Linked DNA regions of Homo sapiens: region 2 is linked to region 1. The links are chromatin loops, found by intact Hi-C in ENCODE. Cell type or tissue: dorsolateral prefrontal cortex. All regions are shown on one strand. Each heading gives the region's core, and the rest is flanking DNA. Links, peaks and the distances in the headings are about the cores only.

Evidence for each region. Hi-C counts contacts between places; a loop is a spot of excess contacts. Peaks named below come from ENCODE experiments on the same cell type or tissue, not always from the same donor. Only the 100,000 strongest peaks of a DNase experiment are listed, where the experiment ranks them.
Region 2: a loop joins it to region 1, with 9 times the contacts of the local background. A loop is called at or near these places in 4 of 110 quality-filtered maps.

What each region holds. Positions count from the first base shown.
Region 1 is chr4:40,806,102-40,818,034 of GRCh38, forward strand. It overlaps NSUN7 (NOP2/Sun RNA methyltransferase family member 7), which reads left to right. Exons shown (of 12, transcript NM_024677.6): 11 at 960-1,083; 12 at 2,206-5,083. The coding sequence ends at 2,838. APBB2 (amyloid beta precursor protein binding family B member 2) reads right to left here. Exons shown (of 18, transcript NM_004307.2): 18 at 3,926-10,158. The coding sequence ends at 9,991. Among named protein-coding and RNA genes, the nearest start is that of NSUN7, 62 kb to the left of the region's middle. RefSeq lists an enhancer at 1,565-2,065. In dorsolateral prefrontal cortex, for the core only: no CTCF peak of the experiment used is centred there; no DNase peak of the experiment used is centred there; H3K27ac peaks cover 1,406 bases.
Region 2 is chr4:40,747,318-40,759,250 of GRCh38, forward strand. It overlaps NSUN7 (NOP2/Sun RNA methyltransferase family member 7), which reads left to right and starts at 2,638. Exons shown (of 12, transcript NM_024677.6): 1 at 2,638-2,983; 2 at 3,286-3,674. The coding sequence starts at 3,377. In dorsolateral prefrontal cortex, for the core only: no CTCF peak of the experiment used is centred there; no DNase peak of the experiment used is centred there; H3K27me3 peaks cover 29 bases.

The DNA.
Region 1 (11,933 bases), core at 2,519-7,518:
CTCTTGCCTCAGCCTCCCGAGTAGCTGGGATTACAGGAGTCTGCCACCACACCCGGCTAATTTTTGCATTTTTAGCAGAGACGGGGTTTCACCATGTTGGCCAGGCTGGTCTCGAACTCCTGGCCTCAAGTGATTTGCCTGCCTCGGCCTCCCAAAGTGCTGGGATTACAGGCGTAAGCCACGGCACCTGGCCAGGACACAATGATTAATAAAAGATTTCCTGATAGTTTAACTCATGTGGAATAGTGTTTAATTGCTTTAACTTATTATTAAATATATTTTAATAATATAAGCCTGGAAATAGAATCATTTATTATTCATGATGAACCACTTACTAAGAAATGATAAATTCATATTAAACATAAAAACTGAAATTTTCATTTTAAATCTATTCATGATTTGAGATTTTTCTGACACAAAGTCTTTGTTATGTACTTTCTTGAACACTATGTAACTCATCTATTAATCCTCAAAAAGTGACTGGGAAGAATAATGTAATTAAAGTGATAGGCTATATTTTTATATTGTAATTGTGCAAAAAGTAACCAAAAGAAAACGTTTTCTCCTTTGTATTTTGAAAATGGTAGAAATATAGGACATTTTGGATAACTGTGATTAATGTACATATTTACCTGCTTTGATAATGGAAAGCTTTTACTGCCATATTAGTGACTTTGGGAAGGTCAGTTTTTAGTTTGTTAAACATTTGTTATTCTTGGCATAGTTGGTTAAAGATGGAGAATCTGGGATTTATAATAAATTATGAATATAAAATATTAGAGCTTTTAACTTATAATAGTATTTAGGGAAAGGCTGCTTCAGAATTGTGTTCTTGATTGGAATTTCTGTTTAAACGATTGGTAAAGTATACTAGAAAAAAATGTAGTGTAATTTACTTTCTTCCTCTCTTGGCAAAGAAGCCATTCTAACTGCTGAATGCTTGTTCCTGTCTGCTGCAGGCTTAGTCCTCCTGTTCTTCCACTGTGCTCCTTAAAGGAAATTCAATTGTCTACTGATAAATTTTTCAGAATGGAACCATCTGAAATTACCAATGGTTGTTTTCTTTCTATTTTAACAAGGGAGGTAAGGAAAAAAAATCCTAATCCATGTCATACTTTGGAATTAATAAACTACAAAGCCTCATAAGAGGAAGCCAGGAACTTTGCACATTCTGTAAAGATGTGTTTGCATTTCACAAACACATTTCAGCTGAAGGGCAGGAACAAGAATTGGCAAATAAGCCCTGTTCTTTTTTTTTTTTTTTTGAGACAGAGTCTTGCTCTGTAGCCCAGGCTGGAGTGCAGTGGCGTGATCTCGGCTCATTGCAACCTCCGCCTCCCAGGTTCAAGCAATTCTCTGACTCAGCCTCAACCTAGTAGCTGGGATTACAGGCGTCCACCACCATGCCCGGCTAATTTTTTTATTTTTAGTAGAGACGGGGTTTCACCATCTTGGCCAGGCTGGTCTTGAACTCGACTTCATGATCCACTTGCCTCGGCCTCACAAAGTGCTGGGATTACAGGTGTGAACCACCGCACCCGGCCAGCCCTGTTCTTTATACTTCCCCCGAGTGTTCCTCTTCTGCCTGGCTGCCACCCCCACCTCCCCAAGCATTTTGTAACATCTAGTGCATCTTCCCTCATATGTAAGAAATAAGCAGCCAGGCATGGGGGCTCAAGCCTGTAAGCCCAGCACTTTGGGAGGCTGACGTGGGTGGATCACCTGAGGTCAGGAGTTCGAGACCAGCCTGGCCAACATGGTTCACTCCATCTCTACTAAAATACAAAAATCAGCTGGGTGTGGTGGCACATGCCTATAATCCCAGCTACTCAGAAGGCTGAGGCAGGAGAACTGCTTGAACTTGGGAGGTGGAGGTTGCAGTGAGCTGAGATCGCACCAGCCTGGGCGACAAAGCAAGACTCCATCTCAAAAAAAAAAAAAAAAAAAAAAAATCTGTGTGATTCTTTTTTTCTATCAGGTATCAGGTTCATAAATGGGGAAGTTTAAGTTTTTTTTTTGTTTGTTTTTTTAAAAAGGCATTCGCTGAGGCTTATGAGATTGGGGACTAAGGCCTAAAAACTATTTCTTATTTCTTTTAGTATAATAAAGAGAGTCTTTTTATTTTTACTGATACATTGATAAATATTTGCGGGAGACACAATAATAGCTAACTCCCACATTTAGTAAATGCTTCTTTAATTGCAGCGGGACCCTTCTGAGACAGTGTCTGTGAATGATGTTTTGGCCCGAGCTGCAGCCAAGGGTCTGCTGGATGGGATTGAGTTGGGTAAATCATCAAAACGGGAGAAGAAGAAGAAAAAATCAAAAACATCATTGACAAAAGGTGCCACTACTGATAATGGCATCCAAATGAAAATTGCTGAGTTCCTGAATCGAGAAACTAAAGCCAGTGCTAATCTATCAGAGACTGTAACAAAACCACCTCTTCCCCAGAAAAATACTGCTCAAGTGGGGGCTTCCTCACAGACCAGAAAACCCAACAAGCTGGCCCCCCATCCTGCAGTGCCTGCATTTGTGAAGAACACTTGTCCCTCCAGACCGCGTGAACGGCAGACACACTTCTTAAGACCTCGGCCAGAAGACAGAATGGTTGCTCTGAAACCCATCAAGATTGTTCTGCCTCCAGTCTTTATGCCATTTTCAAGTCCCCAAGGGATCAGATCTCGGATGCCAACTCAACATTTGTACTGTCGTTGGGTTGCACCCAAGGCACTTGTGCCCACCTGCCTTCCCACACACTCACTATCCAGAAAAGAGGAAAAGCCTAAAGATGACACACCTTCCTCCCTACTCAGGCCTCCTCGGCGATGGCTTTGATTGTCTTGTGTTTTTTATAGGGGCCAAAGAGCAGTTGATTTTTTTTCAAAGTCTAGTATTTCTCTGAAGATTCTACATCTCTACACAAGATATTCATTCTTTTGGTCACCTAGGGATCTTCTAAGTGTGATATTACTTTCAGAGAATTCAGACAAGTGAGAAACAATAATGTAGGAGTCAGCAAAGCAGAATTCAGAGACTTCAGCCAATCACTGCTGCTCTGAGAGGATCCAGTTAGAGACTCAGTATCAGCGGTCAGAACTTATCTCACTCCTGTGAACTTTCAGGCTGGACTTAAAGCTGCCAAGTTTCCCCTGCAGGGAAGGAAACACTGCCTCCCTTCAGCAGGTAGCTCATTAGAAAGCCAAACAGGCAAACGATCCTGGCCTCTCCCGCCAGCTGACCGCTCTTCAGCATCCATGCGGTTGTAGTCGTGACTTTCTCAGTCACGATCAAGGGTGATTTTTTCTTAAATATCAAGCTGTTCTTTGAACAGGGAATGAACATGAGTTTTTGTAACGTGACTGAAGTTGAGTTTAAGTAGGAAGCGCAGGAAGTTCCCAAGTGCCAGGTGTGTGTAGCTCAGAGTTCCTTTTACAGTGAGGTGTCTCTCACTGGGGGAGCTTCCAGGATCCTGAGCAGACTGGACACAATCATCTCTCCCTTCCTCTATGTCAAGCACTGTTACAAAAGACTGTGAGCAAATTTCCATCTAAATATTAATAATTCTGAAGAAGAGGCAAAACTGTTGAATGCAAGCGATACCTATTGTTGAAGAAACCCACAAATTTCTGATTCTAAGATCAGGGGATACAACAAAATCTACAAGTCATTTCAAATAGCACACAGGAATCAAACTTTGGTAAATCATTTCTGAGGCACAATTAAATATATTGTAGCACTATGTTAATTAATTATATTAAATGTCGATTCATCTTGAATGTATTCTCAATTGCCTACCAAAAATTGGTATGATTATCATTTCTGGGTCTACTGATTTTTCATCATGGCAACAGAAATTGTCATTAAATAGAATTAAGATACAACTATATATCTTATTATTTAAAAACATTCATAGACATATTCATAAAGTTTGAATTTAAAGTTTTATTTTTGCAATTCAGTTGTATAGAAATGTTACATAAATTCCTAAATGCTCAATTCAGGTGGCATGATTTTTAGAATATTATCTTCTTCAAGATGAATACTTAGGTCTACTTCAGCTCTGATATTCTATTTTTACTTTCTTACTTGAAGTGAGAAAAGAGAATGGTGAATTGTATTATAGCGGTAATACATTATTTTTATTTTAGCTTAGATTTACATTTATCAGTAAAACGTGTCAGTGGGCTGGGTGCAGTGGCTCACATCTGTAATCTCAGCAGTTTGGGAGGCTGAGGTGGGCACGCCACTTGAGCACCGGAGTTCCAGACGAGCCTGGACAACATGGCGAAACCCCAAAACCCCATCTCTACAAAAAATACAAAAATTAGCTGGGTGTGGTGGGACACGCCTGTAGTCCCAGCTACTTAGGAGGCTGAGGTACGAGGATCTCTTGAGTCCAGGAGGTGCAGGTTGCAGTGAGCCAATATTGCCCCACTGCACTCCAGCCTGGGAAGCAGAGTGAGACCTTGCCTCAAAAAAAAAAAAAAAAAAAAAAAAGTGTCAATGAAGAAAGGAAACAAGACTTTTTATAGTTGAACCAGGCTTATTGTATTTTAAATCCCTGAAGAAGAATTCTTCATGTTATCACTCTTGTACAGAAAGATATAAAGTGCTCAGCTTATTTTGCTGATTTTGAAAATCAAACACTATCTCCTTGCCCTAAAATTATAGCGTGTGGCTCATCCTCTTATCCCACCCAGATTTCTATCTGGTTGGTTAGGGTAGTCCATGCCTCAAGGAAGGCGGTGCAGCTTAATTTAACATATTGTTCAGTAAAGAATCCCATTGTGTATCATAAGAATCCCTTATCCTTTTCGGGCCCTCCACCATACCAGACTGAAAAGTATTCCATTGTCCAGAAGTAGCTGGTCTTGAGATTTTTATTTTCAAGTGTATTTTCTGTGATGTTGTCTCATTGTTATGGAATAGTTTAGGATAATTTTCTGATCTCTACAGTAGCATGTGAAGTCACAATTTGTTGCCACTTACATTGATTATCTCCTAACATGCATTTGGCACTAAATTATTTTTCTCTTTAGAAGTATATGAAGATTCTGAATTAAACCATTCATTAATTACACTGCAGTTTTCTTCTTTGAGAATCTTCTATGAAGGACAGGATTATTTAAATACTTTGGTAGAGTGAAAAGGGAAAAGAATTTTGGATAAAAGCAATATGAGGCCGGACGTGGTGGCTCACATACTTTGGGAGGTTGGGGCGGGCGGATCACCTGAGGTCAGGAGTTCGAGACCAGCCTGGCCAACGTGGCGAAACCCTGTCTCTACTAAAAATATACAAATTGGCCAGGCGTGGCGGTGCATGCCTGTAATCCCAGCTACTCAGGAGGCTGAGGCGAGAATTGCTTGAACTTGGGAGGTGGAGGTTGTGGTGAGCTGAAATTACACCACTGCACTCCAGAGTAAGACTCCTCTGTCTGAAGAAAAAAAAAAAAAGCAATATGAGGGAATTCTAATGAAGGAGAATATTGATTCCACTGACATGTTTCATTTGGCATTTTACATTCTTGGACTTCTTCTTGAGATAAAAGTGCTGCAAAATTCTAAATAATGAAATTACTAGTATTCAGATACTCCAATAGCAAACACATTTTTAATCTGAAATTATTTACCACCATATAATGCCTGAAACCATAATGAAATTTTGTTACTGACTAGAGAGAAACCACTGTGGAAGTGCAAGATGAACAAAAAGCGGGGACATACTTTAAATTCTGTTTATCTGCCTTCCTGCGCCTAACAGTTAAGCTAAACCAGATTCAACTGATTTCTCTAGTTACCTTTCATTTTGGATTTAGTGTGTGTACACCTCTATTCTTTATTCTTTGATGTCAGGTTCTTAAAGGAAGTGATAAACTTCTTCGTGCTAAAATATCACAATCCTAGCAAGACCGCTTACAAAAGACTCGAGTTGGTGACTAAATAGGCTTCTATGTCCGGAAGGCCAGCTGGCCTTCCTGATCACCAAATAAGTACAGGGTGATTACTCAAAATTTGAAGTTACTTCCTAGTTCTTACCAGGCAGAAATATGTAGTAACTAATCAAAGCAAAATGCTCCATTACTAAAGTGATTTCTAAGAAGTCTGAGGTAAGAATAATTTAAAAATAACTAGAGACACCGAGTTTCTATTTCTATTCCTTGTATATGTGACTAAGATGTCAGATAAATGAGCCGAACGTTTTATGCAGCTAAATTTATTCTCACAACAAATTACATTTAAATGTGTAAAAGTGGTCAACAGGAAAAGGGCATAAAGGAAAACAAAGCGTTCTTTCAGGGGAAGTAAGCTGCTCTGGAGGCCAGGAACTACTGCTTGCGTTGACACGGTGTGAGTGGGTATCTTTGCCCTGAAGCTGAAGTTAAACTTTCTACTGGCCGTGTGGCACACACGTTAGATGTGTATTAGGTTAAGCCTGGCCAACTAGAGAGCGAAGGGGCTTATTAGTTAAATTGTGCTAATATCAGTTAGGAAAATGCTTGTCATGTTGTGGTGAAATCTTGAGGAGTTTGTGTTGCAATGCCTGGGACATGAACGGGCCATACAAACAGAGGAAAGCTCTGGGGCTTCCAGGCAATGGCCTTGTGTCGAGTCATCTTACAAGTGTCCATCTTGAAATCATAAAGTGGATTTAAAAAGAAGTAGCAGTGCCACAGTTTATCACCAAGAACTTATTTTAATGGAAATGGGTCTAATGTCCCTTCATGCAACAAGACAGATGAACAAAAAACAATGGTCCTAATTAGCTATGAGTGATCTTGTATCCAGGTGGAAACAAAGGGCATGTGTACATGTATATATCTCTTAGATGAAATCACACATGTTGTGAAGGGTAGAAAAACGAAGCACCAAGCAGTGCTTTAGTCTGCAAAGGAAAGTTTTTAGCCATAGGCATGTTGGCTAGTCGTTCCCCTTGATGTTGCCAAGGAGCAGATGTATGAGGTGGCAAGTCTGTGTCTATCTAGCTGCTTTTAAAAAATAAAAGGAACTTTAAGCATTTTGCCTTTTCTTCTACATATCCCAATAGAAATGTGACTACAAATCATTACAAAACCACTTTTTAGGCAATGTATAGTTCACTGAGATTACTTAGATCTGGATACACTGGGAGATAATATCCAGGAAAGATAATACATTAACACAATAATGCAGTATATTTCAGTAAAAATAGAATAAATAAAATAAAAATATTTTAAGCTGTATTTAACAGGTTAATTAAAAATATGGTAAGACATAGAAGGCATCGTGAACATGGCTGCCTGTTTACCGAATCACAGATCTAAAGAATGCATAGATAACTGAAGTGTCACTAAGATATCAGGTAAAACATTGGCATCCTTTTACAAACAAATACACACATACTTTCATACATACTTTTTGGCCATGGCAGAAAGTGTCTGAACATACTCTTTAACATAATTTTACAAAATTAATTTGCATTTACTATACAATGCCATTTTCAAAACAAAACGTCTGCAAAGTTTTCAATATGTAAAGGCTATCATTCATCTTAATGCATCCTATAATTGCACATATAAATCAGTTTGCTACTTAAAGCTAGCTCAGAATTCTTGATCTTGAAAACAAGCAAATGTATGCCTTAAAAAATGAAGAGGGAGTTCTGGTAGAGATTTCCAATATAAAAGTGGGTAATTTGTTTAGAATTTTGAAATTTATCACACTAAAATGTTTCACTACAGCGACCGAGATGAAAGATCACTGTAAATGATTTCTGAACAGCTTTTCAAAGGGCACAGCAAGGATTTTCTTAATGCAGTAATTTCTTATGATGGCACTGGTTACTTCAGATCAGTAGTATGTCAATTGGTGAAAAACAGACTGCGTTTCTAAAGTAGCATAGTTTTGTCATAACATTGGGGTGCTAAGACAATTCCGGTCCCCCTGTCCCCCACCCCTCATGAATTCTGAGGGAATGGCAGGTAGAAAAGCCACCCACTCATTCCATCATGATCTCTGGTGGCTAAGTACCATGAGTTAGGAATGTCTACCACAAGTAGCATCTGGAAAATCTCGTAGATGGAACAGGCTGTGAATGTAGAATCCTGCCCTCTACAACACTTTTGAGGCACGCTGTAGGAAAACAGTCCTGGACTTAGATAGGGCACCATCATGAATACCACTGCGTAAGGAATTTGGACATCTTTCTCCCACTCGTGTAGGGAATTCTAAGATTCCCTGACAATAGATCTTTCCATACCTGCTCTTCTTAGTATATGCCCAGAATCATTCTGGAAAGGCTCTTCCTGACGGATATGGAGGCAGCACAACACAGCAAGAACGGGCTTTGGGAGCCGTGGGTCCTAGTCCTGGTTTTCATGAACTTTGGTGAGATCTTAGGCCAGTGGGTTTAGCCTCTCGGTACTTCATATTTTTACTTCTAAAGTGTATTTAGTACCTTCTCTACCTGGTAAGGCTCAGATGTGATAAGAATGTGGAAACCATTTTGACAAGTACATAGCAGTGTATAAACATAAAGCATTACTTTTATAATTGGATGTTGTAAATGTTAATTTTGACATTAAGAAGAAGTAAACAAGACTAATATTGAGATTGATCGCCTTAGCAACTTCCTTTTAAAACGACAATGTCAACGAGAGTCTAAATTTGTATGTCTTTCCAGCTAAGTTTCTCACCTACATACGAAGGAGCAGGAAAATGCTGTTTTGGGAAACTTGTTAAACAGTCCATTACTCCTGTGTAGACTTTGCTCAGGTATGAACATTTCAAATCTTCAAAGTAAAATGGAAAAAATATAAATTAAAAAATATATCTAGTTGAGTCCAACAAATTCTAATATTAAATACATAAAATCAAGGAAAGGTTCAACCTAATGTAATTTGTTGCCATGGACAATACATGATGGACAGACAGCTTTCTGGGCAAAAAGCATCAGAGGGGGATAGAGCTGGATGCAGAATTCCAGCAGAACGTTTACCTCTAGCACATGGACTAGCAAAAATCACACGGTGGTAGAAATCTAAAATAATCGTGCATGATAGAAATATCAATGATATTTCCTCAACTTCAAATTGCATATCAGCTAATTCTCAAACTAAGGATGAAAGGCTGATGAGGAGTATTTCATCTTAATGTTTATGTAGAGAATGGCCATAGTGAACTATAATTCTCTAGCTGCACCGTACAATATAAGGCAGAAGTTTGAAATATGTCCCACCCAAAATGCATTATGATTTTATTAATCTCTTTTAAAAATAATCAGTTTGAAAACCATCGGAAAAGAAAGGCTATGTTTTGTTCGATTTTAATTCCTCGAATTTAGTTTTTCATCAATTTTGAAGTTTCATTTTTTTCCAACATCCCACAAACAGCTGTAGACATGAAATGGTGTCCATGTGTCAAAGAGCTTGTCAGGGAAAGCTGCCAGTTGGTTTCTATACTGATGCCAACAGCCAATTTTGTCAACCAACAGGTTCAATTTTATGAAAAATTAAAACACAAACTCGCCATCCTATTTTTACAGCAATTCAATGGTATCTGCTATGCAGTGCCTACTCCAATGTTGAAAACAGGGCAAAGTGCTGTAGGACTTAAAGGTTGCTTGTGACAGGTCCAGCCAAGAAGACAGTGAAACTAACTCACGCATCATTCATTCCAAGGACGCAGCGTTAGTTCACTAGGAGGGGTGGGGCCACACTCTTCTCTGTGTGTGTGTGAAGTTAAGTAATGTTCACAATATTTACAATAAGAAAAAGACCTTCCACTGCGCATGATGTAACTTACAGCAAAAAAAATTATTCATGCTTCTTTTCATATCACATGATGGTGGCAAGACGAGAGAACATGCTTGTCTAACACTGCTTGGTTAAGGGTAAATTCTCTGAAGACAAAGCATCAGCAACTGGATGGAAGGTCGGATGGCGGAGTTCATTTTCTTTAGTGTAGCTAGTCAATCTTCAGGTAAATAGCCGAGTCCTTTTGCATGTGCAGCTATGGCATTTCGGTGACAGGGCGTTTCTGTTTCAAAGTGTCAATGAGGGATAAGACCCCTCGTTTTACATTGGTTGTGACTCTTCTGGTTACTGAATCTGCTGGCGGTGGAGGTGGTCGAACTTTCTGAGAAGGCGGCCTGGCTACCAAGCACTTCTGATATCGTAACTGAAATAAAACAAAACGTGTTTTAAGGTAATTAACAACATATTATTTCATCTTTAATATGACTTTAAGTCATGACCCATAATACATTGACTCCCAAAGGTTAACGACCTAGTTCCTAAACATAAATCCAAGAGTTATTTTTCTCTGAATGTGAGTGCTTTAAATTCTCCTAAAAGATTAGGCTCAACAAAGGGGTTTTGGCTTTTGCCACCCTTTCCTTCCATCCATTTCCACCCTCCACGTGTCCTCTATATTGATAGTCCGCAACGAATACACCTCACAGTCAATGAGCTAATGAAACCAGAAAGGATTGGGAGAGAGTGTGTTAATTACATTTTTCATCAGAGACATGCAAATCTAGGCAGGTGCTCATGGTACACTGACAGCACAGTAGAAAGGGCATAGTTTAAGGTCTATCACTTGTGAACCCCAGACGAATTATTAAATCTCTCTGAGCCTCAGTTTCTTCAACTGTAAAATGGCTGAAGAAAGGACTATTTACAGAGGGTGTTATGATTAAGTAAGTAATACTTGTAATGCTTGTGGAATGCCTGAAATAGGCCTAGCAACACAGAAGGCATTCAGAAATGTTTGTTTCCTTCCCTATTTCCTGTTTTAATTAAAAAGATGAGGTATTAAGATTTCAAGATACATGGTACATACAAGTCTAAATCTTTATGGATTAATTTTTAAAAATCCATTAGCACTGGCACCAGGGATAATTCCTGTTCTTCAGAAATATAACAATGTAGTCCACCTGGTTTTGCATAATGGGAAGATAACTAATTCTTTAAGATTAGATAAAAAGTTAAAATTTATCAAATTTTTTTTTTTCTAATCCAAACGTTTTAAAATACAGTTGACCTGGCCAGTCATGGTGTTTCACTCCTGTAATCCTAGCACTTTGGGAGGCTGAGGGAGGCGGATCACTTGAGCCCAGGAGTTTGAAACCGGCCTGGGCAACATGGTGAAACCGTGTCTCTACAAAAAATACAAAAATTAGCCAGGTGTGGTGGCACATGCCTGTGGTTCCAGCTACTTGGGAGGCTGAGGCGGGAGGATTGCTTCAGACTGGGAGGTCAAGGCTGCAGTGAGCTGTGAGCATGGCCACTGCACTCCAGCCTGGGCGACGGAGTGAACCCTGTCTCAAAATAAATAATGAAAAAAAAATACAGCTGATCTTTGAACAACAGAGTTTGAACTGTGCAGGTCCACTTATATGAGGATTTTTTTTCAACCAAACACAGATTGAAAATAGTATTCCTGGTATGCAAAACCCAATTACTCAGAGGGCAGACTTCTCCTATGCGTGGGTTCTGCAGGACCTGAATATGTAGGATTTTGGTATACTCAGAGGTCCTAGAACACCTCCACCCCGCCCCACGTATACCAAGGAAGGACTGTCACTCCATGGCTTTTTTAAAAAAAATCAACTTAAATATTAACAGGCTCTTTAGTAATGGAATAGGCTGATGTCCCTGTAAAAAGCAAGACCCTGGGGGAAGGATATGGTACAGTGTTCTATCATACCCCTTAGGCCACAAAACAACCCCTTTCAAATCAATCATATGAAATATGATGATTGATTACACGTCTCCTCTGTGTAAGGTATTTTACTAGGCCCACATCACAACCCAAACCACACACATCGAAAGCACGGATTTATACATGGCAACATGGGACTCTGGACTTGGAATTTCAAATAGTAGTCACGTACATCCAGTGTGAATCAAAACCACACCTAAGTGTTGGAATTCATAAAGGGTCCCTCTCTG
Region 2 (11,933 bases), core at 4,723-9,722, 57 kb before region 1:
TTGATGCAAGTGAGCAGATGTATTTTGAATATTCACATGCCTAACATATACTAGTACTCTGAGTCAAATGCAAGAATGTTAATTTACAAATATCTTAAATATTCTACCCCCTGGGGAAAGAAAAATCATTAATTTCCTTTGGCAGAAAGCCTCAGGTACATTTTGATTTTCTCCTCATGTCTGATTTAATGCTCTGGTCATATTACAGAGTGTAACTTAAACAAAAACTACATTTTTTTTTTTTACTATCCTGCTTTCACAACAATTGAACTCATATGCCTGTCTCTATGGTTACTTTTTTACAGTGTTCACTGAAATTTAATATGCTCTCCTCTGACCCTCCCCTCAAATACATTAAGTCCACAATGAGGCTATAAACCAGGAGTGAGAAGTAAGGAGGCAGGATTATATACATGATTAAAGTAAATAGTAACCATGAATTTGCTAACCCCACAACTCTTTGCCTAAGCTCTACCTTGGGGATAGAGACTCGTTAAACCTTGTTTTCAATATAGTAAACTGTTACTTACATTGAACTATTATTAAAGAAAATAAACTCTTCAAATTATATTTTGAATGACAATATTTCAAAGTTTATAGCTAGCTATTGCCTCACATCACTGTGTACTGGGTGATGCATGATAAAATATATCATGACCTCTAAGACACCTTCCATATTTGTAATCTTCTGTGAATGTCTGTATGTGAAAGAGAGTGATATTTTGCTAGCATCTGGGAATAAAAAAGATATATAATAAAAATGAAAAGATAAAGATAAAACAAGACTATTTTAGAGTGTGTGTGTTGTGTGGATAGAAAGATGGCAGAAGGGGGGTAATGCAGGTATGTACACGAATCTTTATAACAAAAATGAAAAGGTGACAAAATACAAATATATCCATCTTTAATTTCTTGAGGGCAAGGTCTTTGATCATTTCTTTTTTTTTTGAGACGGAGTCTGGCTCTGTCACCCAGGCTGCAGTGCAGTGGCCCAATTTCGGCTCACTGCAACCTCCGCCTCTCGGGTTCATGCCATTCTCTGGCCTCAGCCTCCTGAGTAGCTGGGACTACAGGCGCCCGCCACCACGCCCGGCTAATTTTTTTGTATTTTTAGTAGAGACGGGGTTTCACCGTGTTAGCCAGGATGGTCTCGATCTCCTGACCTCGTGATCCGCCCGCCTCGACCTCCCAAAGTGCTGGGGTTACAGGCGTGAGCCACCGCGCCCGGTCAGGTGTCTGATCATTTCTATACATTCATTATTTTACTTGTAGGGCTGAACACAATGCCAGGGACACAGCAAGAATTTAATATATACTTGTTAAACGAACGAATGAATGCATGTATACATAAAATGTTACGGAATGTTTAACGTATTCCGGGGATAATGAAAGTGGGTGGATTTCTGAGAGAAGGGGTCAGGGTTAGAGTTCTGTACTGCTAATTTTTTCCCCATTATCCATTCTCTCCTTCTTCTACAGTAATAGTTCCCTTATTTTTAGCTGGACACATTTACCAGCCTCTTGGTTGCTGGGTATATGACTGAGTTCTGACCAATAAAATGTGAGCCAAAGTGATATGTGCACCTTTCAGGTCATTGAAAAATATGGGCTGCCCTCTCTTTCCCCTTCATCCTACTAACCACTGGCTGGAAATGGAAATGGCCTTAGCCTAAAGAAGGAAGGGCAAATCCCTAAGGAGGAAAGGCAGAGGTGGAATTAGGACCAGTTGTCTTTCAACTATACCAGAGTTTTTCAAACTGTGGTCTTTGGGCTGATTGCATCAGAATCGCCAGTTACCTGATAAAAATGCAAATTACTGGGTCTTAGCAACTCAAATCTCTAGGATGGGTTCCAAGGATTTTTTTTTAGCTGGAGGCGGTGGTTCACGCCTGAAATCCCAGCACTTTGGGAGGCCGAGGAGGGAGGACTCCTTGAGCCCAGGAATTCGAGACCACCCTGGGCAACATAATGGGAACCCTGTCTCTGTTATTAAAAAAAATTATTACAGACGGCGCAGTGGCTCACGCATGTAATCCCAGCACGTTGGGAGGCCAAGGCCGGCAGATCACTTGACGTCAGGAGTTCGAGACTAACTTGATCAACACGGTGAAACCCTGTCTCTACTAAAAATACAAAAATTAGCAGGGTGTGGTGGCGGGCGCCTGTAGTCCCAGCTACTCGGGAGGCTGAGGCATGAGAATCACGTGAACCCGGGAGGAGGAGGCTGCAGTGAACCGAGATTGCGCCACTGCACTCCAGCCTGGGCGACAGAGCGAGACCATGTCTCAAAAAAAAAATTATTACTATATTTTAAAAATATTTTAAAGAATGTGTAGTTTTAACAGGGACTTCAGGAACTTGTGAGTTAAAACCACGGAACTACGTCAGACTACCTCAAAAATATCCCCAAATGTTTATAAACAAAGCCAAGGGCACGCACTCAGGCCCGGTGAGGTCCAGGAACTGTGCAAGAGGCCTCTGGCTCGGAGGGGCTGAAACAGGTGTCTCCGCGCGCTGGGGGAAGAGCGACTCTCCCGGCAACAGGTAGCACCCGCCAAATCCCGCGGGAACGGCCCTCGCGCCGCGCCCCCTGCCCCACCTCCGCTCGCGGTTGCCATGAAGACCCGGTCCGGGAGCAGTCGACTGCCGGAGACTCGGGAGGCTGAGCTTTCCTCGGCCTGAGCCAGCCAGACCCCGGGCACCGCGCTCACCCCTCTTCGCCGCCACGTCCGCGAAGGCCTCACGCGCGAGGCCAGGCGAGGCCCCGAGGCGCCCACCACTTCACGACACCGGAGCGAACCGGGCGCCAGAGGCTGCGACCCCCCTGCCCCGAATCCTGCCGGTGGGAGTGGCTGCATTTGAACCAAACGGCCTTCGCGGGCAGCAGCCGTCGCCCCGCAGTCCCGGGGCTCCCAAGGGCCTGTGACCGACGCCGCCCTCCGCGTCTTCGTCCCCGAAGCCCCGGGAACCATCCGCCCTCGGGGTAAGGGAGGAGTCGGGGGAGCCGGTGACTGGGCTGTGGGGACGCGGACGGGGCTCCGGGGGCAGCTCTGCCCCCAGACTGGCTTGAGGGAAGCCGTCGGTCTCCTTGGGGCTCTTCTCCCTCCGCCGCTGCACCCCTCCTCGCTTTTTTTTTTTTTTTTGAGCGTCCCAGGCTCGAAGTCTGGGACACTCAGATGGGACGGGAAATGCTCCCTCTTAGTCTTTAAGGCCACAACGAAGGGGGCCACCCACAGGGGTGCTGCAGAAAGAGTGATTTACTGCAATCACCTTCTCTCTTCACAGAGACCATGCTGCAGATGCGAGGAAAGCCGTTTCCTGGAACATCGGAATTCTAACCCCAGGGTGAAGGACTCACGACAGGCGAGGGGCAGACATGCTGAATTCCACGGGCGAACTGGAGTTTTCGAACGAAGAAGATCCCGAGATCATCTCCCAACTCACTTCCCTGCCTCTGTCCGGTGGGAAAAGCTCAGCTGGTGTGCCCGAAAAAACGGGCTATCCGGACTCCGTTTATGTCATGGCAGCCAACATTTTTCAGGGTATTCGAATCGAAAAGTCGGCACAGAAAGTCTTAATCAAGTATGGGAATGAACCCCTGCGGTCCTTGTCCGAGTCTGAGGATCAGTCCTTTCAGCGTTTGTCTTATGAGCTGGCTTTCAGTGCCCTGAAATGTGAGTTGTGCCAGTCTGGAAGATCAACACTAAAAGAAAATAATAGCGAGAGAATTTGGGGAATGCAGCCCTCCTCCTCCCTTCCCCTCATTCACACCAGGTTTTGGTTTTAGGCATGTGCATATCTTTGGTTAATTGCAAGTGTCAAGGAATTAGGGTTCCCATGAAACTAGCTCTTCCAGCCCAGGATTGCAGATTTCCCCGTGCACTGTGTTTGTCCTTAGATCGGTGTAGTGCGCGGTCATTACATTCAACAAGGAAACAATTTATTCCAATGATCATTTCCCTCTCCCTGTATTTTTTTTTCCCTCGTAGACTTAGGGGTCTCGCTTTATTGTCTGGGCTGGTCTCAAACTCTGGACCTCAAGGAATCCTCCCTCTTCAGCTTCCCAAAGTGCTGGGATTACAGGCAGTGAGCCACCACGCCTGGCCTCCCTGTGTATTTCTTTCCATTCCCTGTGTTTACCTTTTTTGGTATTTTAGTTTATGAGCTTTCACAAATATAAAACCAGTGAGGGAGGATGGGGAGAGGAACAGAGACGGAATAAAAAGAAAAGGTGCAAAATTTAAAAAATGAATATCAAAATTACACCAACCCCAATTAAGACTATCCCATTCATAGCCACTAGCTTTAATGGGAGGAGCCAAACTTTAGTAGAACTTCCCTTTCTAATTTGCTTTCAGGGTTTGAGACTCAAGGATGGTTAGTTATCAATCTGAGGCCAAGGGTGGTTGCTCAGGCCTGTAATCCCAGCACTTTTCGAAGCCAAGGTGGGAGGATTGATTGAGCTCAGGCGTTAAAGACCAGCCTGGGCATATAGTGAGATCTCCTCTCTACAAAAAAAAATTTAAAAATTAGCCCAGTATGGTGGCACATGTCTTTAGTCCCAGATACTTGGGAGATTGAGGCGGGAGGATCGCTTGAGCCTGGGAGGCAGAGGTTGCAGTGAGCCAAGATGGTGTCATTGCACTCTAACCTGGTGACAGAGCAAGACCCTGTGGAATTGACACTAGGAAATGACCAAATATTGCTACTATGAGGAGAGCAGTCAAAAGGCTTGAAGTTGTTTGTTTTCGTACTAGCTGTGACTAAAAACTTTATGTTGGTTTGTAAACTGATTGAATGTAGTTCCAAAAAGAAGTTCCAGAAATGTTTAGAATATTAGCAGCATGGCCAAAATGATGAGCAGAAGCCTTCCTAAAGAGACACCTCAAAAAGGGCAACACTCTTTTGCATGATTTTCTTAGTACTTAATGAGCCTTGTACATCCTTGCTCGTAGGAGGCAGTTAATTACTCAGTTCAGCCAGATGCGGTGGCTTACACTTGTAATCCCAGTACTTTTGGAGGTGGAGGTGGGACGATTGCTTGACTTCAGGAGTTCAAGACAAACCTGGACAATATAGCAAGACCCCATCTCTATTTTTAGTTTTATTTTCTATTTTTTTGAGATGGAGTCTCACTCTGTCGCCCAGGCTGAAGTGCAGTGGCACAATCTTGGCTCACTGCAAGCTCCGCCTCCTGGGTTCACGCCATTCTCCTGCCTCAGCCTCCTGAGTAGCTGGGACTACAGGCGCACGCCACCATGCCTGGCTAATTTTTTGTATTTTTAGTAGAGACGGGGTTTCACGGTGTTAGCCAGGATGGTCTCCATCTCCTGACTTTGTGATCCACCCACCTCAGCCTCCCAAAGTGCTGGGATTACAGGCGTGAGCCACTGCACCTGGCCCCCCATCTCTATTTTTTAAAATTAAAAAAAAATGCTCAGTTGAATTAAAATGTCTCACTGATTATTTAGACAGGAATATATATTTTTGGTTGTCTGCAGAGAGTCTCTTTGTTTTTTGTTTCTTTGTTTTCTCCTCAGTAATTTTTCTTTTCCTTTTAAGTCCGTCTTAACCATTCTTCCTCCAGTTTAATCTCTGAGATTTTATTTCATCCATCTTCTTCCCCTCTCCCCTAACCAAAGTGTTGTATTTCATGCAATGAATCAAATGAACATTTTTATACTTTTTTTCTCGCAACAGTGAAATGCAGACTGGGCAGCTGTGTTGATTAATTGGCATTTAATGTTAATGCTAGAATTTTATTCTAGGCAATTTGTTCTCCTAATGGAATATTGAGTATTACCTTTAGTACTCAATAAGAAAAGCCTGAATTATAATTCTATATAAAATTAATGCATTAACTAAATGATTGTATTACAGTGATATGTGTGATAGATTATTATTTTTGTCCTCTCCCTCCTATTTTCTATTTTATGAAAGATCTTGTAATTATTTTATCTTTCTTTTTTTTTTTTTTTAGACAGAGTCTCACTCTGTCACCCAGGCTGGAGTGCAATGGCACAATCTAGGCTCACTGCAACCTCTGCCACCCAGGTTCAAGCACTTCTCTGCCCCAGTCTCCCAAGTAGCTCCCAAGTGGCACCTGCCACCACGCCTGGCTAATTTTTTATTTTTAGTAGAGATGGGGCTTCACCATCTTGCCCAGGCTGGTCTTGAACTCCTGACCTCGTGATCCACCTGCCTTGGCCTCCCAAAGTGCTGTGATCTTTCTTAATGACACAGAAAATCCCATTCAAATAAATTGTCATAAACCTTTATGAAACTTCTTTTCTTGAAACGTTCGTTTTTATAAGTTCAAATTATAAGGTAAGATGGTATTGTTTACTTGTTAAATATATTTTTTCTTATAATAATACGTTGATATGGTTTGGCTGTGTCCCCACCCAAATCTCATCTTGAATTCCCACGTATTGTGAGAGGGACCTGGCGGGAGGTAATGGAATCATGGGGACAGGTCTTTCTTGTACTTGTTCTCATGATAGTTAATAAGTGTCATGAGATCTGATGGTTCTATAAGGGGGAGTTTCCCTGCACAAGCTCTCTTCCCTTGTCTGCCGCCATGTGAGATGTGCCTTTCACCTTCCGCCATGATTGTGAGGCCTCCCCAGCCATATGGAACTGTAAGTCCATTAAACCTCTGTCTTTTGTAAATTCCCCAGTCTCGGGTATATCTTTATCAGCAGCATAAAAATGGACTAATACAACAGTCTTGCTTTAAATTATCAGTAATTCTTGAATGTGCAAATAGAATAAAATCAGAATTTTATGTAGTGGATTTTCCAAGATAATTAGGAGCCTGCTATTTTCCTTTTTTTTTTTTTTTGAGACAGAGTCTTGCTCTGTCACCCACGCTGGAGTGCAGTCAATCGCGCAATCTCGGTTCACTGCAACCTCTGCCTCCCAGGTTCAAGCAATTCTCTGCCTTGGCCTCCCAAGTAGCTGGGATTACAGGCACCTGCCACCATGCCCAGCTAATTTTTGTATTTTTAGTAGAGATGGGAGTTTCACCATGTTGGCCAGGCTGGTCTTGAACTCCTAACCTCAGATAATCTGCCCACGTTGGCCTCCCAAATTGCTGGGATTACAGGTGTGAGCCACTGCAACAAGCCATCTGCTATTTTACTTTTAAAATATTGGAGGCTCTTATGCATTTCACTTTTATCTTCTGTATTATCAGTGTTCTGTCAATACTTTCACATGTGATATTTTGTAAACTTACATCTGGCTTATACAGTATAAGTTCAAGGAATAATGATTCAGAAAAGAAAACTCAGAATTTCTTCCCTAAGATTTTATAGGAGCTGTAAAACTGCAAAGGTTATTGTGAAAATTAAAGAGAGCTTGAGTAATGGTCCCTTTTGTTTGTGAATTTGTGAACAGGTAATTAAATCACATTACCATAATATTTAAGGAGTAGGAGAAGAAAAACAATAACAGAAAATCTCTTAATTATACTAATGTTAACTGTATTCCTTTGGTTGTGTCTTATGCTTTTCAGTTTTATTGTTTGTTCCTTTGCTGATGTCCTTCATTGTATATAAGATCTTTCAAGACAGGAAGTATATTTATCTGATTAACCTTTTAAAGATTTAAAGCGCTCCGTAAAATGTTTTTTGAAATGAAGAGTGCCATTATTTCTGCTTTACCAAATAACCCCAAGGTCAATTTTCTGCTAACGAAGGTAGAATTACTAATGAAAAGTTGCCTATTCCTATTGAGAGTTTTGTCAAAGCAGTAGAGTACCAGTAGCCAATTAATTAATTAATTTATTGATGGAGTCTTGCTCTGTCGCCCAGACTGGAGTGCAGTGGCGCGATCTCGGCTCACTGCAACCTCTTTCTCCCAGGTTCAAGTGATTCTCCTGCCTCAGCCTCCCTAGTAGCTAGGACTACAGGCACATGCCATCACGCCCGGCTAATTTTTTGTATTTTTAGTAGAGACGGGGTTTCACCATGTTACCAGGATGGTCTTGATCTCCTGACCTTGTGGTCCACCTGCCTCGGCCTCCCAAAATGCTGGGATTACAGGCGTGAGCCACCGTGCCTGGCCTAAAATTTTTTTTTAAATAAAAACCTGGCAATTTTTTTTTAAAGAAATGAACAAACAACAAATTTAAAAAAAAATTGGAGAAAGAGATATCCCTGAAATTGCTTATCTTTTTCCTGGCTTCTTTCTCCACCTTCTCTAGGTTTATATTTTTGTTGCTGAACTTCGAATCCCAGGAACTGATTGTAGCATTAACCTGGTGATTTCAGAATCATATAATCTGTCAGTGAGAAACAGTAAATGCTTAACATATGGTTTGGTTATAGCTTTTGCGAATTAGTAACTGTAGTCAGGGGTTCCTAAGACCACCTCCAGATTCAATAATTTGCTACAAGGACTGACAGAATTCAGCAAAGCTGTTATACTCATGGTTATAGTTTATTACAGTGAAAGGACAGATTAAAATCAGCAACAAGTAAAGGTACATAGGGCAGAGTCCAGGAGAGACTAGACGCAAGCTTCCTATTTTCCTTTCCCAGGGTGGTCTATGGAGAGCGCTTAATTCTCCCACCAATGATAAATAACAACATGAATGAAGCATTGTCAACTAGGGAAGTTCATCTGAGCCTTGCTGTTTGTTTAGCATTTTTATTGGGGGGTCAGTTTTGTAGACAAGGTGCAGTCGTGTGGCTGGCTGACCTTAGTTATTCAGTCTCTAGCTTCTTCAGAGACCAAGCCGATACTGTGTGGTCTAGGACCCCAGGAAAAAAAAAAAGTACCTTTGTCAGACAAGATATTCCAAGAACTTAGAGGTTATCTCCTAGGAACCAGTCAAAGGCCAACCGTTTCTTTAGAATATCCAGAGTTTGGCCACCCAGGCCTGCTGAGCAGGAAGAGGGCGAGAGATACCCCAGTTCCTTCTTCCAATTTCACCTGTCTGATAAACCCAATTTTTCTTTCATGGGGAGTAGTAAGAAAGGGTAGAGAGAGAGTTAAGGTGTTTCTCTAGGATAAGGCCCTCCACATGGAAACATGTAAAATGGTGGTTAAGAGATCCCTGAAGCAGACTGAAGAGAAGCTTTAATTAGTGGGGAGAGGGAGAGATAACTGGAGTTATTGGGCTGAATTCTATAATAGGCACGCTTTGCAACTTTCAAGTAAGTCCTGATAACCTAAATTAGGCATTATCGGTGTGGTGTATTTGGTTACTCTGGTTTGTCATGAGAATAATAAGAGGAAGGCAGCATAATGTTGTGAAGTGCACGTACTTTGGTGCCAGACTGCCTGGGTTTGACTCCTTGATCTGCTACTTGCTCTGTGACTATGAACACATTACTTAACTGTGCTGTGCCCCATTTCCTATGAAATAAAACAACCTAATTCATATGGTTGTTGTGGAGATTAAATGAATTAATATATGAAATGCACTTAGAACATTGTCAAGCACATAGAAAACATTATATACACAGTCCCCAATGTATGATGGGGGTCCTTATACTTTTTCCCCTTTACCATGATGTAAAAGCTATACACATTCAGTAGAAACCATACTTTGAGTACCCATACAACCATTCTGTGTTTTACTTTCAGTATTTAATAAGTTACATAAAAACAAACAAAAAAGGGCCAGGCGTGGTGCCTCATGCATGTAATCCCAGCACTTTGGGAGGCCAAGGTGGGTGGATCACAAGGTCAGGAGTTTGAGACCAGCCTGGCTAATATGGTGAAACCCTGTCTCTACTAAAAATACAAAAATTAGCCGGGCATGGTGGTGGGTGCCTGTAGTTCCAGCTACTCGGGAGGCTGAGTCAGGAGAATTGCTTGAACCTGGGAGGCAGAGGTTGCGGTGAGCCGAGATTGCACCACTGCACTCCAGCCTGGGCGACAGAGCAAGATTCCATCTCAATAAATAAATAAACAAATAAATAAACAAATAAGTTACAGGAGATGGTCAGCACTTTATTATAAAATAGGCTTTGTGTTGGATAATTTTGCCCAACTACAGGCTTATGTAAGTGTTCCGAATGTGTTTAAGATAGCCTAAGCTAAGCTATGATGTTTAGTAGGATAGATATATTACATGCATTTTTGATATACAATATTTTTAACTTATGATGGGTTTATCAGGATATAACCCCATGGTAAGGCAAGGAGCATCTGTATAAAGTATACAGTTATTCATGTTGATATTACTATGTGAAAAGGTAAAATTATATATATATATATAAAAATTATATATATATATAAATTGCATATATATATACACATTGTGTGTATATATATACATTGTGTGTATATATATATACATTGTGTGTATATATATACATTGTGTATATATATACATTGTGTGTATATATATACACACTGTGTATATATATACATTGTGTGTGTGTGTATATATACACACACACACACACACACACACATACATACACAAAAGTAATGCATTCTGCACAATATCAAAGGCATCCTAAAGGTGATACTGGTTTTGACAAGAGCCCTAGGGGGAAAAAATGCAATTATTGGGAAAAGGATGTTCTGTTCTCTTGTCGTTCATCCTGCCTCTCCTATTCCTGTTTTTGTTTGTTTGTTTGTTTGTTTGTTTGTTTTTGGGCAACGGAGTTTCACTCTTGTTGCCCAAGCCAGAGTGCAATGTCACGATCTCGGCTCACTGCAACCTCTGCCTCCCAGGTTCAAGAGATTCTCTTGCCTCAGCTTCCCAAGTAGGTGGGATTAGAGGTGCGCCACCACGCCTGGATAATTTTTTGTATTTTTAGTAGAAACTGGGTTTCACCATGTTAGCCAGGCTGGCCTTGAACTCCTGACCTCAGGTGATCCACCTGTCTTGGCCTCCCAAAGTGCTAGGATTACAGGCATGAGTCACCACACCCGGCCAGCTTTTTCTATTTCTTAGGAGTCCAGCATCTCCACTGCTCAAAGAGGTCTGCCAAGTTAGAAGTCCTTCTTTCTAATACTGTACTTGTTGTGAAAAAAAAGTACAAAAAGTATGAAGTAGATGGGAATTGGTTTGAAAGTACTAAGGATGTGAAACTGTAAACTTCATTTCCTTATAAGCATAATTACCTTGTGAAGTACAAGTACGTAATTGTGGCTAGAATGTGGATAACGAGTCCCAGAGGATTTCTATGGGAAAACTGGAGTCTGTGCTCCCAAATTAGTCACTTCTTTTTAGTTTTCCTATCTCCCAAATGAAATTTAGGCCAGGCATGGTGTCTCACGCCTGTAACCCCAACACTTGGGAAGCCAAAGTGGGCAGATCACTTGAGGCCAGGAGTTTGAGACCAACTTAGCCAACGTGGCAAAAACCCATCTCTACAAAAAATACAAAGATAATATTTTAAAAAACAAAAAATAAAAATAAAAACAATAAAAAAATAAAAAATACAAAAATTAGCCAGGTGTGGTGCCACACACCTGTAGTCCCAGCAACTTGGGAGACTGAGGCAGGAGGGTTGCTTGAGCCCAGGAGGTGGAGGTTGCAGTAAGCTGTGACAGCACCATTGCCCTCCAGCCTGGGTGACAGAGGAAGACTCTGTCTCAAAAAAAAAGAAAATTCATGAATTCAAATTCAAGGTATAAATTCAATTTATACCTTGGTTATAGTAGGCTTTCCATAAATATTGAATAAATTGAAGCTAGGCATGCCTACCTTTCTGTTCAACTGATTAAAGCATTTGTTATACGCCGGGCACGGTGGCTCACGCCTCTAATCCCAGCACTTTGGGAGGCCGAGGTGGGCAGATCACCTGAGGTCAGGAGTTCGAGACCAGCCTGGTCAACATGGTGAAACCCTGTCTCTACTAAAAATACAAAAATTAGTTGTGATGCTGTGATGCACACCTGTAATCCCAGCTGCTTGGTAGGCTGAGACAGGAGAATCATTTGAACCCGGGAGGTGGAGGTTG